Linked DNA regions of Mus musculus: regions 1 and 3 are each linked to region 2. The links are chromatin loops, found by intact Hi-C in ENCODE. Cell type or tissue: heart. All regions are shown on one strand.

Region 1 (5,000 bases), 100 kb after region 2:
GACTAGAATTTAGGCTAATGCTGTGTAAAACCTTTGGTTCTATCTTACTGTACTGATTCATGACCAACAGTGCATCATCACATTCAAGTGTCTGACCGTTCAGGTTTCCTTACTATCTCCGTGTATACTTGGAGCCTGTCCCATCATCTCCAGCACATTAAAACACTTTAAAGCTCCATTCTAACTGTACCTCCTTCTTGGTTATCTTTTTATGGGTTCCCCTCATAAGAAAAGTCCAAATGTAATATGAAAGATCAAACCCAGATCATTCATCTAGTATACATTTAGTGAGCAGCTACATGTTTAGAGCTTACAATGTAGAAATGGAAATGTGAAAGGGGAAAGAGCATACTGAAACCACAAACAGAAGGAGCTCTCGTAGTAAACAGCACTAGGCCGAGTCCCCAAGAGAAAGGTCTGCTTATTTAGTCTGGATACCTAAGGATGAAAAGATTTAAGTGGAAAGTGAGGGTAAAATGTGCTTGGGTGTCAAAGCAGCTGAAGGTCCTGAGGACGCATGGGATGGAAGAATGCTGAGAAGTGGAGGAAGAGCAAAATGGCTAAGATAAGGAAAAGGGTAGAGCAGGCTATGCTCTGGGTCATAGTGACAGTGTGACTGGGGGCCGGGTGGCTGAGTCGGGGAGGATGTTCAAGGCAGGTTCCCTTGCCACTCAGGGACTCAGACTCTTGTGTGAAGACCGAAGATAAGCCTGTAGTGGGGTGAGAGGTGAACTGGACATGTGTACAGAGTTCTCAGGAAGTATCATTAACTTTACATGGCATGCTGGGAGAGTGGAAAAAAAAAACCTCCCCAGGGCAAGTAACTCCTGAGCTGAAATCTGAAGAGTGAACACAGGTTACCTGGGCAGGAAGTGACCATATCAGGGAATAGTTCACCATGTCCAAACTTACAGAAAAGAAGCAAATGGCTTTCCCATAACACCAGCCCCACTGGCCCAAAGAAGTAAGTTTTCTTATTCTCAGATCTTAGGGCTCCTTCAACATCACAAAGTTAATCAACAAATCAAAAAGTAGTCAGAGAAAACGGGTCTGCTTTTCTTTCTGGGGTTATCATAGAAGCATACAGTCCACGCTGTGCTGGGGTTCACTGTGTGAAGGTGTGTGTCTGGATATTCAACTGCTAATCCTGTACCCGCAGAGAGTTAAGGGCTCATCTTCACTCTCCTATTTTGTAAATATTTGTTCCTTCTTCACCTGCTTAAGGCAATCTAGAATTGTATCTGATTGGCTTTAATAGAATCTGACGGCCAATAGCTGGGCAGGAAGTGGAAGGCAGAACTGACAGGCAGAGATAGAGACATTGGGTGGATGCCTGGAGCAGAGCAGAGAGGTCCACCTGGCCACATAGTGGGATGTGGGCCAGTATTATTTAGGATAGAGTAGTAAGAAGACTGCCTACCTAAGGCCTAAGCTTAAAAAACATTAATAAGCCTCTGTGTCGTTATTTACATCACTGGTGGGTCCGAGGAAGTCTCACTCTAGTGCTGGGTAGCTTTTGCCAACTTGATACAAGCTAGAGTCAGTAGGAAGAGGAAGGCTCAGCTGAGTAAATACTAACTACTAATTGACACAGGAACATCTAGCCCACTGCTAGCCAAGCCATTCTTGGGCAGGCAGGCCAGGGCTGCACAGGAAAGGTAGCTGAGCAAGGCAGGAAAAGCAAGTTTGTATGCATCATTCTTCCATGGTTTCTGCTGTGAATTCCTGCCTTGGCCTCCCTCAGTGATGGACGCTGATTTCCTCCCAGGTTTCTCTTAGTCGTGGCGTTCATCACAGCAAGAGAAAGTAAACTGGAACACAGTGCTTCATTATAAAGGGCACTAAGTATCAGCACATAGGTACTCGTGCAATACATCAGTTAACGACCGTTTGTTGAATTAGAGGTAAGTGAGCCCCTGCGTGGCTGAGGCATGAGGGAGTAACCACACAGTGCGGGACTCTTCAGGAGCTGGATGGGCTTCCAAAGAAAGGCCTGCAAAGACAATCCCCGTGAGACCAACACTCAGGCGGTCAAACAGCAGCAAGGTACACAAGGCGCTCTCAGAGAGGAGGTGACAAAACTGGGTCAGAAGGATACCATACATAAATTACTCACTACCAAAAGTGGGCAAGGCTGAACATTCTTACATGCTTTTGAAAAGAGCAATCTATATACAAATCCTGCTATAATCAAGGATTTTTCATAGTTTTTTATCATTTCAGGCAGAGGCCAGAATTTAATCCCTCATCTCTTTCCTCCTTTCCCGAGCTATGCGTTGAGTTAAGAAATCATTTAAATTAACTTCAAAACGTTCTTGCAGACATCACTAAACTCTGTCCATACCAATGAATTCCAATGACATCACTGTCTCCATGGTAACTAATGCACTTCAAAAGGGGGAAAACAGAACAAGGCTGAAAAGCAGGGGAACAGGAATGAAGTGGGATAAACTGCGCAGCACTGCCTCTGCATTACGGGGCACTTTCTAACTGAACACTTTGCTGTGCCTTACACTTGGAGCTTTTAAGAGCCAGAAGGCTCAGAAGTCACCATATTCACGTCTCACTGATAACTGAGACCCACTTTTCTACAGAGCAGCACCATGGTTGTTAGACTGCATACAGAGCTCAGCACTGGACGTTCTTGTTCACTGGTGAGCTTTACTCCAGACACGCATGCGTCCTTTGGGTTTAAGAGATGATTAAGACATCCTACTTGTTTTTAAACTGATTTTGCAGTATAGAGGGCAAATGATTAAAATCAGGGCATAAAAAGAGCGCTGTCACAGAGATACAGCAGGCAGATGTCTAAGTTGCCAGAAAAGCGGGGAGGATTAACTCCATCTTAGAAACAACCTCAGAATAGACACTCTGGTGATTTTCATTTCTATGCCATTTAGTCCCAACACACCCATGACCACATCCTGGCCTTATCAAGACCCAGAACTGTCCTAAGCCTGCAAACTTAAAACGACTTGTGCGATCCCAAGCAGCTGTTTCCTCTCTTCACCAGGCCTGGATGCAGTCCTCCGGGCCCTTGCAGGCCACCACCCCTCACTTCCTTGTGGCATTTCCTTGTTAACATCCTCAACTTTTATCCTTATGTGGCATCTAGCCAGCGATATCCCAGCTGGGCTTAGTGACTGGCCTCTTTTCCTCTGTTATGTTCTCTAAGAATTATATGGCCTACTCTCTGGCTTGGAGACCAGAAAAAAAAAATCTAACACATCAGTATGAGATTTTTTTTTTTTAATAATTGTATCTCAAGAAGTATCAAGAATGTCAGAGGAAAGAAACATCTGAACTAAGAGCACACACGCTGACTGTTGCAAGTGTGAGCATTAGACTTTGAGTAAAGAGTCCACGAAGGGTACGGCCCATAGCCACTATGACCTCAAACGACAGTGTTAGTTAAAATGATCTAGCAGTATAAAACGGATCGTTTCTGAGGTGAAATGGGAGAGAAAATCTGCTCCCTGTTGGTAAATCACTTTCCTTCATGGATTTGCTGATGTTGAGTGCAGTAGACTCTCTGCCTTCACCTCAGCATAGGCAAAGTTCAGCACTCACATCCCTGCAGGCAGAGCACTAGTATCCAGGCCCTGCAGTGGTATTAACAGACCAGTGGTCATTTTACTAACTTTTTCCAGGAAGGATTATAGACCACTTGTTAACTCAGAGCCATCAACTACACTAGAAGGCTGCCTCTCTCTTTGCCACTTAACATTTTAATCTCATGTAAGATGATGCACTGGTCAGTGATCTCCACAGCCAGTGCTTACATCTAGTTTATTCTGGAGGACATATTTCAAGTCACATTGTTCAAAACACATGCAATAGAGGTTTTCTGTCTGTAGTGGCCATGTGATTAGCATTGCTTTAACCTTTTTCCAAGCTAAATTGTGGAGCCTAGAATGCCTGCTCTAAACCCACTAATCACACATTCAGGTCTACCAGTGAAAGCAGCCAGTGTCCTGGAAAGAAAGCAGCCAGGCATGTCCCTTACTAGGCTCACCACTCCCGCTAGCATGGGAAGAGAGGTACTCCTGGGTAGGGGCACCTTGACTCTACTATATATAATCTTTTACATCTTTCAAGGCTCCTCTCAGAGACAAACACTTAAAAGCATCCCAGAACATTATCCTGTGTCATGGTCTCTTTGAAGAATTAGAGGAAAGTTATGGGTTCTTCCCATAACCAAACAAACAAAAATATCATACAGTTTGTGGTGGAAGGAAAGCAGGATAGAGAAGTATGAGAACCCTGATGCTAATCCATGTGCCTAAGACTTTAAAACTTGTTCTTTATTATTATTGCATATGCACTTGTGAGCACAGGTGTGCACTGCATGACGCACATGTGGAGATGAGAGGTCAGATGTGTGAGTCGGTTCTCCTTTCACCTTCACATGGGTTCTGAGGATTGAACTCAGGTTGTTAGGCTTATACAACAAGTGCTTTACCACTGAGCCAGCCTTTTGGCTTGAACCAAAGTTTTCAAAGCCCTATTTCTATTAGCTCTAAAGATGTCCGTGGAGAGGCGCACAGACAGAAGCACTGCAGGGCTCATGTTCTATCTGCCCTCTGGTTCTATGCCTTGGCTTTTGTTGAGGCCACTAGAAGGAGAACCTTTCCCTCAGAGTAAAGAAGAGGGGAGTGTGTTTAATATAGTTTCCTCCTCATAGGAATCTAGTGAAAGTATATATGTGTCTGGCCTCGGCAGGGCTTCTCGTGAGCAAGCAGCCTGTTCTAACCATGTGCACATGGACAGGGTCTTAATTGGTATCATGCTGCTTTCCTTTGGCTGCTAGAAAATTCATAGCATATTTAAGTTCCTTAATGGCATGCAATTTGTTTGCTGACTTTACTCTGGGCTCCATCTGATCTTAATTATTCTATGTCTATTTTTATTACATTCTTACGTTATTTTGTCATGTACAGAATATCCTAAAATACTCCCTAGAAGAACCTGGGCTATCAAGACTTAAAATGGAGAGAGCC
Region 2 (5,000 bases):
TTCCTCATCTCACAGTGGCAAGGAAGCAGAGAGGGCAGAGCGGTCTCAGAGACAAGAAATAACCTTGAAAGTGTCCTGTACTCACAGTGACCTATTCCCTTCAACTAGGTCTAATCCCTAATAGCCCATGCAGCTATGAACCAATCAGTGGACCAATCCATCGTCTAGGAGGCAGGCCTTGGAGATCGGAGCTTGAAGGATATCTCAATCCAAACTGTAACTGCTGCCTACCTGGAACCTAACGCTTTTACCAAAGTAAGCAGGTGGCTCGTGTACTGGAGAAGCAGCCGCTTGGGGGACTAAGCAGAAAGTCCAGAGGAAGACAGCCCTAGGGAAGACAAGAGAATCAGAACAGCAGAAAGATCTTTAAAAAAAACAAAAACAAAACAAAGATTTATGTATTTTATGTATAAGAGAGCTCACTCTGTGTGTACACCTGCATGCCAGAAGAAGGCATCCGATCATACTATAGGCGGTTGTGAGCCACCCATGTGGACCTCTGGAAGAACAGACAGTGCTCCTCTTAGTGACCGCTAAGCCATTCCTCCAGCCCCACATCAGGAAGACCTATATCATGAAGGGTTCTGCCTCACCTGCCACCCCCACTGTAGCCACAGGTTCCCTGGAACTTGCAGCTCGCACTTTTAAAATGGACCTCTAGCCGAGACTAGCCTGACACTTCTTCAAAATATCTTCCAGCTATACCCTTTCCCTTCATTCATTCACCCCTTAGCCTCTCACGCTGGGACACTTACAATGGCTACAATGTGCCATTCTCAGGACAGCCACCTTCTTTCCAGTCTTCCCTCTTCCTAAACTGCCTTCAAATCAACATTAAACTCTCCTATTCAAAGCTCTATACGGATGTCCTCCTAGGTAGTATCTGAAGCTCAGACATCTTTGTCTGGCTTCCAAAATCTTCCAGAAAACCCAGCCTAACTTCTCACACTCATGGGGGCTGGGGTAAGAGTTCTTGTATTCTCCACCTATAATTCCTTCCTCCTCCTCCTCCTCCTCCTCCTCCTCCTCCTCCTCCTGCTCCTCCTCCTCCTCCTCCTCCTCCTCCTCCTCCTCCTCCTCCTCCTCCTCCTTCTCCTCCCCGTCCTCATTCTGGACTCATCTCTGGCTTCACTTCTTAGTCCTTGTCCCTGCAAAGCCCTCCTACTCTGCCTCCTCAGCTTCTTCTTCAGGTACACCCTTGGCCTCCTCAGTCCTCTCAGGCTTCCAGGATCTCTTCTCTGGCTGAATGTGGCACTTAATGAGTTTCTGATAGTTTCCTTTACCTGATTGACATGCAAGGAATCAGAGACCGGGGTTCCCCTTTGCATGGCCTCCAGAGAATCAGGACAGAGAATAATAGCACAGAGACAGGGAAGGGTGATAATTCATACTTGTTGATTTTCTAAGTCAAGGGTGAGCCTGAAGTGTCATCCAACTATACAACAAATGCCTATTGACTGTCAGCTATGTGCCGTGGTCTGCGCCAGTGATCAGAATCTGAAAACGACAGTCAGAGGAAGCCCTTACATTGGTGGATGCGAGATAGACAGTTTAACAAGCAGTTCCAGTCCAGGATGGCCCGAGGGTACCACGCTAGGGGACAGATAGCATGCTAGGAGAGACCATAATGAAGGCACCTAACATAGTTGGGGCATAATGGAAGGTTTCTCTGAATTAGTATTTCTTAAAATAAGAAAAGAGTGTCTTAAAATAGCTAGAAGAGTTTTAGCATGGCTTGATCATTTGGTAGACATTTTAATTTAATTTTTCTCCCATCTACTTAAGACTTACTTTTACGCTGTAAATAGTTATTAAATGGTAATGGAATTGTCTGTGCACACTATTACCTAGATATACCTATTTATCCATATAAGTGACTTAAGGTCATATCTTCCTTAAATAGAAGTCATAAGGGAAAGTGAGTCAGCTAGACCCACAAGCATGAGTATGGAATGGAGACGGAGTAAGGTGAATTAGCCAAGTGTACTCCAGGAAGACCTGTTTGCTTGCTAGATGGGACCATAGTGAAAGCCTGGAGAGCCATCTTCTGTAAGATCTCTGTAGAGTTCATGCTGAACCGCCTGAGATGTTTGGGGTTGTGTTACTTACAAGTGGAGGGTGGGGAGGAAGAGGGAGGGGAGAGGAAGGGACTCGGTGCTCCCTTACTGCACACTCCTCCGGGCCACTGGGTCCTTGTACACCATTGCTATTCATAGCACTTCCTTTTCAGCCAAAATGTGGGAACAATCTGACTGCCAAGCTATTATGACTAGAATGAAGAGGCTGTCTCTATACAAATCTGTACCCACCCCCTTCCTATTACTGAGAGCCAAAGGACTGAGGCCCAGCCCAGCTGGGTCTTCACACGTGCAATAATCTGGGCAGTCCATTCCCCAAATAGAAAGAAGGCAGGATTTATAGGACACTCATTTTCCTGAACTAAGAGTCACAGCTTGGATGTGCTGCCGTTTTATTATGCTGCTTCTGGGTTATTTATTTAATATTGTTTCATTAAAATTTAAAGAACACAACTGGTTTTTACAAATAAAACATGAACTGCCAGAGTGCAAAAATGGATGGTTAAATGCAACAAATGCTTGTAAGCTTCTGAAGGAATTGAAGCGTGGAGTCTGTTCCTATAGGAGGAGAGAGAATGGTTTGTCACTAGAGACTTTTGTAGTCACATGGAGACCAGGGAACAGGGAGCCTCCTGAGCACTGTGAGTGGTCACCGGTTAGCATCTGACATTAAAGTTTTCGGAGTACAGATCTCAGACTCTCCTTTGTCCTTCATGGGGATGGCAAAGGCACACTCAGGGCCTCTCTGACTATTGACGGGTTTAGAGACAGGAAGGCCCTGGCTGTGATATTCAGCCACACTAAATGACCAGCATTATCCACAGCCCTGCAACATGAGTTAATTGTGCTTGCTGGGCTTTGACGCTGGAAACACTGGGGAAGGCTGTGCGTAATTAGGAGCTGGCCTAATGAAAAGGACTTTGCTCACACCACATGCCCAGTTTTTGTCCTCAAAGGAGGGTGCCAGTCTGAGAAAGGGTGAGTCTCTAGGGAGATGCAGTCAGAAAGAATTCTGAGGGTGTGTAGTGATCTTGTTGCAGCGACTTTGGGGGTAGAGGAGAGATTCCCAGGCAGGATTTAGGCCAGGACACTTGCGGGTGATAGACCCAACAGAACTCTGTTGTCACCGCTGAACACAGTGAGCCGCAAGCTCTGCAGTGGAGGAATAAGATGTGTCTGTCTAATAGATTTCTCCTGGTCCAGTGTGAATGGCTTCCAGGCACTTAAAGGACTCAATGGCTGAATATTTCATCTTAATCCCTGCTCTGTACAGGAAACATGATAGACATTATTGGGCTATCCCGACTTAAGATGTACCCTCACACAGGTTGGTTTCAAACCCTGAGGCTCATTACAGCAACCTTTCTTATAAACATTAATAAATAACTCCCATCGCTCTTTAGAAAAACAGAGTCAGTCTTTTCAGTGTCTTGGAGAAGACTTGTGAGGAGGGGATGGGGGTTCTAAGCACAGCTCAGACATGAAACGAAACCCTCTGAACAGAGGCTCTCTACCTGCTAACATTTGTTAAACCACGGGGCTTCCTTAATTTCTCAATCCTTTATCTTGCTTATTTTCTTTTTGAGACAGGGTCTCTATGTTGTCCAGACTAACCTTGAACTTAAAATCCTCCTGCCTCAGCCTCCAATCTGTTGGATCTACCTGCATGTGCCACCCCATGTCCAGTTCATGTGTGATTTCTCTAAAGTGTAAAGGTCCCAGGAATCTGCGTTACAATGTCCTTGTGCTCTTTCCTTCGATCCTGGTTGTGATTTCCAGTTAAGATCTTCTGTGTTGCCCACTTCGGTCATTCAGCTCCACCACAGTTTGGCCGTTGAGTTGTATTCATAAAGGTCCAAGAAGATACGGTCATGCTGAGACCAACCAGCCATTGAGATTCAACCATGACCGAACACAGAACCTCAGGATTTGAGGGAAATGAGGTCTATCTTCTCCAGTGATGTTTCTCCGGAGTGATCTTACTGCTATTAGAAATTCTCCTCCATACTTGGTGAGCGTCGATAACAGCTGGTGGTAGCTAATTGCCATGAAGTTCTCATTCCTGCCCTTGACCCCAGTGCTTCCCCTTCTGCTGTCCCACATTCTTTAAGAGAATAAAAAGGTTTATTTTACTTTATGTGTATGAGTGTTTTGCCTGCATGCACATAAGAGGACCACATCCATGCAGGCGCTCATGGCAAACAGAAGAGGGTGTTTGATGCCCTGGAGCTGGAGTTAGAGGTGGTTGGGAGTCTCCTAAACAAGATGCTTGGAACTCGGATCTTCTGCAAGAGCAACACATGCTCTTAAGCCCCGAACCCTCATCCTACATTCTTAGCCGCAGTGTAGGCTCCTCTATTAAAACCACAGCTACCTGACTGTAAGTCACTTTCTTGCTAAGTTTTTGAAGGCAGGAGCTCTCTCCTACTCATCCCTGTATCTCCATCATCCTCAACAGAGAGCTGAAAAGCAATGGGCAAGTCTTCCAACTTCCTACTTCAGCATGTGCTAATCTCTCTATCAGTCAAGCAAACAAATCTATTTAATAATTCCATAATTCAAAACACATTTCCCCAACTGGCCTATGGAAATATCATTAAAGAATCTGCTGAACTGAACATCTTCCTAAAGCCTGAAGTATTCTCCTGAAATTTGGGTTTAATAGTTCAATAGAAAAAAAAAAAGAAATTAACCTAATTTGTGATGATCTCTTTAGCCAACCCATGTTACTGTATACGCCCTACTACAATTTAGTGAGCTATGCATTTGATGGTCCTTTCTGTAAGTTTGCTGGGACTAACACAAGGGTCCCTAGCCTGTGCTTCCAGAATTTACTTCTGAAATTCAGACCAGCAGATATTTATTCCTTGGTAACTCACTCAAAGCTTGTTATGAGAAGTTCTTCAGTCACAGATCTGAATC
Region 3 (5,000 bases), 490 kb before region 2:
ATTAATGAATTCTTCAACACTTGTTTAGAAGCTTCTTAATCTCACACATACAAGAGCTTTATAAATTTGAAGAACATGAGTTCCCAAAAAAAGTAATAACAAAGAATTGAACTAAGTATAAAGAGCTATAGAACCAAGAAGACAAATACCATATTATCAGCCCATGGTTTCTTTTCCTGACATCCTACTACATTTTGAAGACTTATCAGAGTTTGGCCTTAGCATCTCTTCATTTCTTTCTATCCCCTACTAGATTTAAATCTCCTCACAATGAAATGATGGGTTTTCAAAGGTAGTGGGTAATTTATGTGTATGAGTGTTTTGCCTGTGTGGATGTCTGCACACTACATGCTTAGCTGGTACCCACTGGGGCCAGAAGAGGGGTCCAGGCACTGGGGTTCCAGGTAGTCGTCAGCTCCCATGAGAGGGTTGGAAATTTAACCTCCCTCTGGAAGAGCACTCAGTGCTCTTAATTGCTGAGCAAGCCGTCTTTCTGCCCTCCACCCTATAGAAATGCGGGTTTGATCATATTCCTAGTACCTGAACATAGTATTAAACAACTGTGTTTTAAATGATTGAGGAAGAGACACGAAATCAGGAAGTGCTAACATCCATGGATGACATCTATACAAACTTATGTCAAAAGCCTGCTTCATACAACAAGCGTTTAGCTTTTACTCACTCCGCCGAGATCCTAGATAAAGACCTGCTTACTTCCCTACACAAACCTCACCCTCTCATCTCTAAACTGAAATTTTAGTTTCCATCTTTGAATGGAAACACCTGACAAAGCATGACTTGCTGCCAAAGGCCACTCACCTCTGTTGTTTCTTCAGAGAATGCTTGCAGAATGTCAGTCTGCCTGGTGTAGTTGCCATTGGCGTCCTGCAGACCTTGTAGGATGCGCTCCCGGAGGACCAGCACGGATACGCGGAGCTGGTGCCAGAGCAGCTGCACTGCGTGGATGTCTACGATGACATTGACCGAGTAGGACAGCAGCTTCAGGGAGAACTCCGTCTCAAGGAGGGCATGGATCTGCTCCACGTGGTCGGAAATATCCTCGCAAATATCCTGCAGCGAAGGAAAGCAAGTGTGTGAGAACACATGTCGGGGCACCTTAGCTTTATGCTGGGGAGGAAGGGTTACGAAAGGTCACTCGCCAAGCACAAGGGCAGCCACAGCACGTTTTAGACATCTGGCCTCGTTTGTTCTATTACAGCGTTGCAGCCATAGTCCTGAATACTGGCCCGTTTACACACACAAAAATGTTCCTCTTCCTTGAGGTATTCTAACTAAAGGCTCAGCTGAGGGGTCCATTCTGACTCTTGTTTTTCATTCGTTTGGGTTCTAGAGAAGGACCGGCTGCTCTATCTGACAGCGGTAAGCTATACTGAGCACACATTTCAGCATAGACACATTAGTCTAGGACTGAGAAAGGCTAGAATGTATTTCACAGGAATCCCCGGCCATTCTAAATGAGCTATGGAACTGTCAGAGTAAGGGGCAATGGTCACTCTCCAATCGACACTATTTAATACTCAAAATCACAGTGAGAATCTAAATTTCCAACCCTCGATGTCAAGCAGAATTACTTCTGAGATGCAAAGGCGAAAAAAGAACCAAAAATCTTTAAAAAAAAAAAAAAAAGAAAATCACTAACTCAAAATGTCAGTCACCCTCACACATTAGGAGCGCAGATTCTATATCTGATGTGACAGTTGATTCACAAGTTCTCGGTGTCCGTGGCTGTCAGGACAGACACATGAAGCCCATGAATGATCGTTTAAGAAGTTGTTAATCAAAATAGTAGATATGTGTCATACAAGTGTTCTGTCCGTCAGGCTTTGTTCTATCACTGATTATTAAAATTGGGGAGCCTAATTAAGGGAAAGCTTTCAGAGAAACATTTGAGTTCTGAGCACTGCTATCAGTGTCATAGCTTTCTACGCCACGAAGATAACCTTCTGATTTCATGTATGTGTTGAATTCCAGTTGAATTTTTCAAAAGAACTTAAGCCACGGTACACTGACAGATGTGTCTGGTTCATGTTTTCCCCACTCCATACCAAACATACCCCCATCTTAAGTCATGCTCACGTCCATGCTGACGCACCTCAGACTCCCTTTATTTTGTAACATCTAGGCCTCCAGCCTATTCCTTTGACGCGTCTCTCTGCCACGGCTCTGTTCTCAACCCTGTCATCACGCCATCTGTGCAACATCAGTAGGTCTCTCAGGCCACCGCCTCCTCTTTTTCCAGATTTTTTTATTCCCATTTCAGATATTCTTCCACACCCCCAAGCTCTGGCCCCTCCTCCACTTCTCTCCTAGCCCAGCATCTGTGGCTAACATTCCAGCCCCTCTCTTGACAGTGTTCCCAAACTCTCATACTCCTGGTTTTTATATATTAGCCTCTCTCTGTCTCCTTGAGCCTACAGATGCAGAACACTTCAAATATCTAGAAGAGAAAATGACTTTGTTACCAGTCTAGACAATACAATTATTGTCTTATCAATGTCCCACCATTGTCATCTCAAGTACTGTTGATTATCTATGTAAAGTTAAATGGGTGCCAATGAACACTTGCCTACTGTCCCGTTATCACCTGCTGAGGGGATCTCTAATCCAGACAAGCAACCGTGTTGACATACTGTACTGGCTGATTTAGTGTGTCAACTTGACACAGCTAGAGTTATCACAGAGAAAAGAGCCTTCCTTGAGGAAATACCTCCATGAGATCCAGCTGTAAGGCATTTTCTCAATTAGTCATCAAAGGTAGGAAGGCCCATGGTGGGTGGTGCCATCCCTGGGCTGGTAGTCCTGACTTCTATAAGAAAGCAAGCTGAGCAAGCCAGGGGAAGCAATCCAGTAAGTAACATCTTCCCTGGCCTCTGCTTCAGGTTCCTGCCCTGTGTGAGTTCCAGTCCTGACTTCCTTTGGTGATGAGCAGCAATGTGGAAGTGGAAGCTGAATAAACCCTTTTCTCCCCAACTTGCTTCTTGGTCATGATGTTTTGTGCAGGAATACAAATCCTGACTAAGACACATGCCAAAGGATTTTGGTTTCATTACAATACCATTATAATCATTGAAAGAACACCCATCATGCTGATATCCCGCTCTATTACTCCAAAACTATGTAAAATAGCACTTTTAGACTGTGCTTTGCCCTAGGTGACTCCAATGTGCAATCAACATTTGGCTCTGTTCTGAGTGAAAACGCAGGATGACTCTGCACCTTGTGCACATGAACACCATGCCGCCCATCCAGCGTGTCCCACAAAGCACAGGCCAACTCCTAAAAGCAAGAAGATACCAACTATAAACTTTAGCAATGTATACTGGGATCATAACAGTACGTAGGTGTATTAAAATCATATCAAACAAAACAGACTAACGAAGATTACACCACCTTTCTCTGTAGCCCCTACAGAGGAGCTCCTAACACTGCTGTGGCTTTGGTCTCCACTGACCTGTTTTCTGACTCCTCACTGTGAGCACGAAAGGGCCGACAGCCTCCTGAGCACCCAGGGCTTCAGTTTAGCTCCTTCCCTACTGCTGATGACCAACTCAAAGGGCCACCATCAGCCCATCTGTTTTTTTGGTTTCATGGCAGCACCTCTGTGGGATGCATGTACTTCATCTTGTCTTGTCTGGCAGCCTGTACCACACCTTGACTTGATCCAGAGGCCTGGCTTAACGCTGCAATGCTGGCTTGCCTTTGTGGTTGCCCCACATCTGCCTGCACAGTGACTCTTTTCATGACTCCTCCTACTTTCTTCCTCTGCCTTCCTCCTCCGGAGGACTTGAACTCTGTTGCAGCTTCTGCAAGCTCTTTGTAGGCATTTTGCAACTACACTTGGGTTTATACTATGTCACATAAACCATGTGATCTAAAAGTGAGTATCTGTAATTAAGATTGTGACAAAAGAGCCTATGCTTGCCAATGGCCAGCTATCCAAAAAAACGAGGACTACTTGGCAAATTTCAGCCAATGAAATGGTGTAGCCAATTTGCTATTACTGAGTGAATTCTGACAGAGACACACAGACATGTCTGTCTATAGTTTCTGATACAGTGCACCAATAATGCACCAGTCCTGTGACAGATCTGACCAAGTCCAAATTAGGTAAGAAAAGAAGAGGGCATCCTGGCTTCCGCAACCCTCCTCCCTTCATGAGAGCACTAATGTCAGCACACGTATCACACTTCGTAACTCATAACTCACTTTTAGAAAAGTCCAAACCCCACTCTTGCTCCAGAATAAGAAGTTTTTAAACTTCTAGCTCCCCTTTTAATGTGCTGGCCAGAGAACAGTCTCCTGACTTTCCCACAGTGTTTGGTTATTTGCAAATAGTATCGAATAGAAATAAAAGGAACCTACAGACTCAATCAGCAATAGCTGGAATAACCCTTGTGCCACTTGCTCAGAATAGACTAGAAGGAATTTCTCACCCATCCGCAGCACCCAGCACAATAGGTTATATATAGCTATGGCACCACATGCCAAAATCCATGCCACCCATTCCTCTGACACATGACTTGACTCCTTCATAGTGAATGTAGGAATGTAGTCAGCCAGGCGATGGGTCAAGATTCCCAGGCAACTATCTAGGAGAAACAATTCTTAAAGGGGCACCAAGTATTGCTGGTGCCAGTCAGCCATCCTCCTGCCTGTCTAGAAAAGGAAAGGGAGTTGGTACAGTTCCCAAAGAAGCAGACGAGCTCTGAAGGGAAAAGAAATCACCTCCCCTGATCAATATTCTGGCAATGTGCACATGAAACCCTTATTTAAAATTCTAAAACTAAATAATGCATAGTAAGATGCAACTTTCTAGAATCTATAAGTTATTTCATGCCTTTTATTTTACCACCAGTTGCTTAACCTGACCAAAACCATATGAGCACACAAACTGTAGAATAAAAAGCTATGTGTATGTGTTTGCACATGCAAGTGTGTGTGTGTGTGTGTATGTGTGCATTTGTCTGTGTGTGTGCATG

Evidence for each region. A loop is a pair of places that touch in the nucleus more often than their neighbours do. Peaks named below come from ENCODE experiments on the same cell type or tissue, not always from the same donor. Only the 100,000 strongest peaks of a DNase experiment are listed, where the experiment ranks them.
Region 1: it touches region 2 in a loop (10-fold over the local background); 4 of 42 quality-filtered maps call a loop at or near these places.
Region 3: it touches region 2 in a loop (2.2-fold over the local background); 3 of 42 quality-filtered maps call a loop at or near these places.

The regions. Positions count from the first base shown.
Region 1 is chr12:52,286,768-52,291,767 of GRCm38, reverse strand. All of the region lies in intron 8 of Nubpl (nucleotide binding protein-like), which reads right to left. Among named protein-coding and RNA genes, the nearest start is that of Gm40423, 72 kb to the left of the region's middle. In heart, no CTCF peak of the experiment used is centred here; a DNase peak (open chromatin) is centred at 2,997; H3K27ac peaks cover 445 bases.
Region 2 is chr12:52,387,697-52,392,696 of GRCm38, reverse strand. No RefSeq gene overlaps it. Among named protein-coding and RNA genes, the nearest start is that of Gm40423, 29 kb to the right of the region's middle. In heart, a CTCF peak has its summit at 2,048; a DNase peak (open chromatin) is centred at 2,156.
Region 3 is chr12:52,876,710-52,881,709 of GRCm38, reverse strand. Akap6 (A kinase (PRKA) anchor protein 6) reads right to left here. Exons shown (of 14, transcript NM_198111.2): 3 at 820-1,071. Among named protein-coding and RNA genes, the nearest start is that of Gm51971, 80 kb to the right of the region's middle. In heart, no CTCF peak of the experiment used is centred here; DNase peaks (open chromatin) are centred at 2,269 and 4,529; H3K27ac peaks cover 2,129 bases.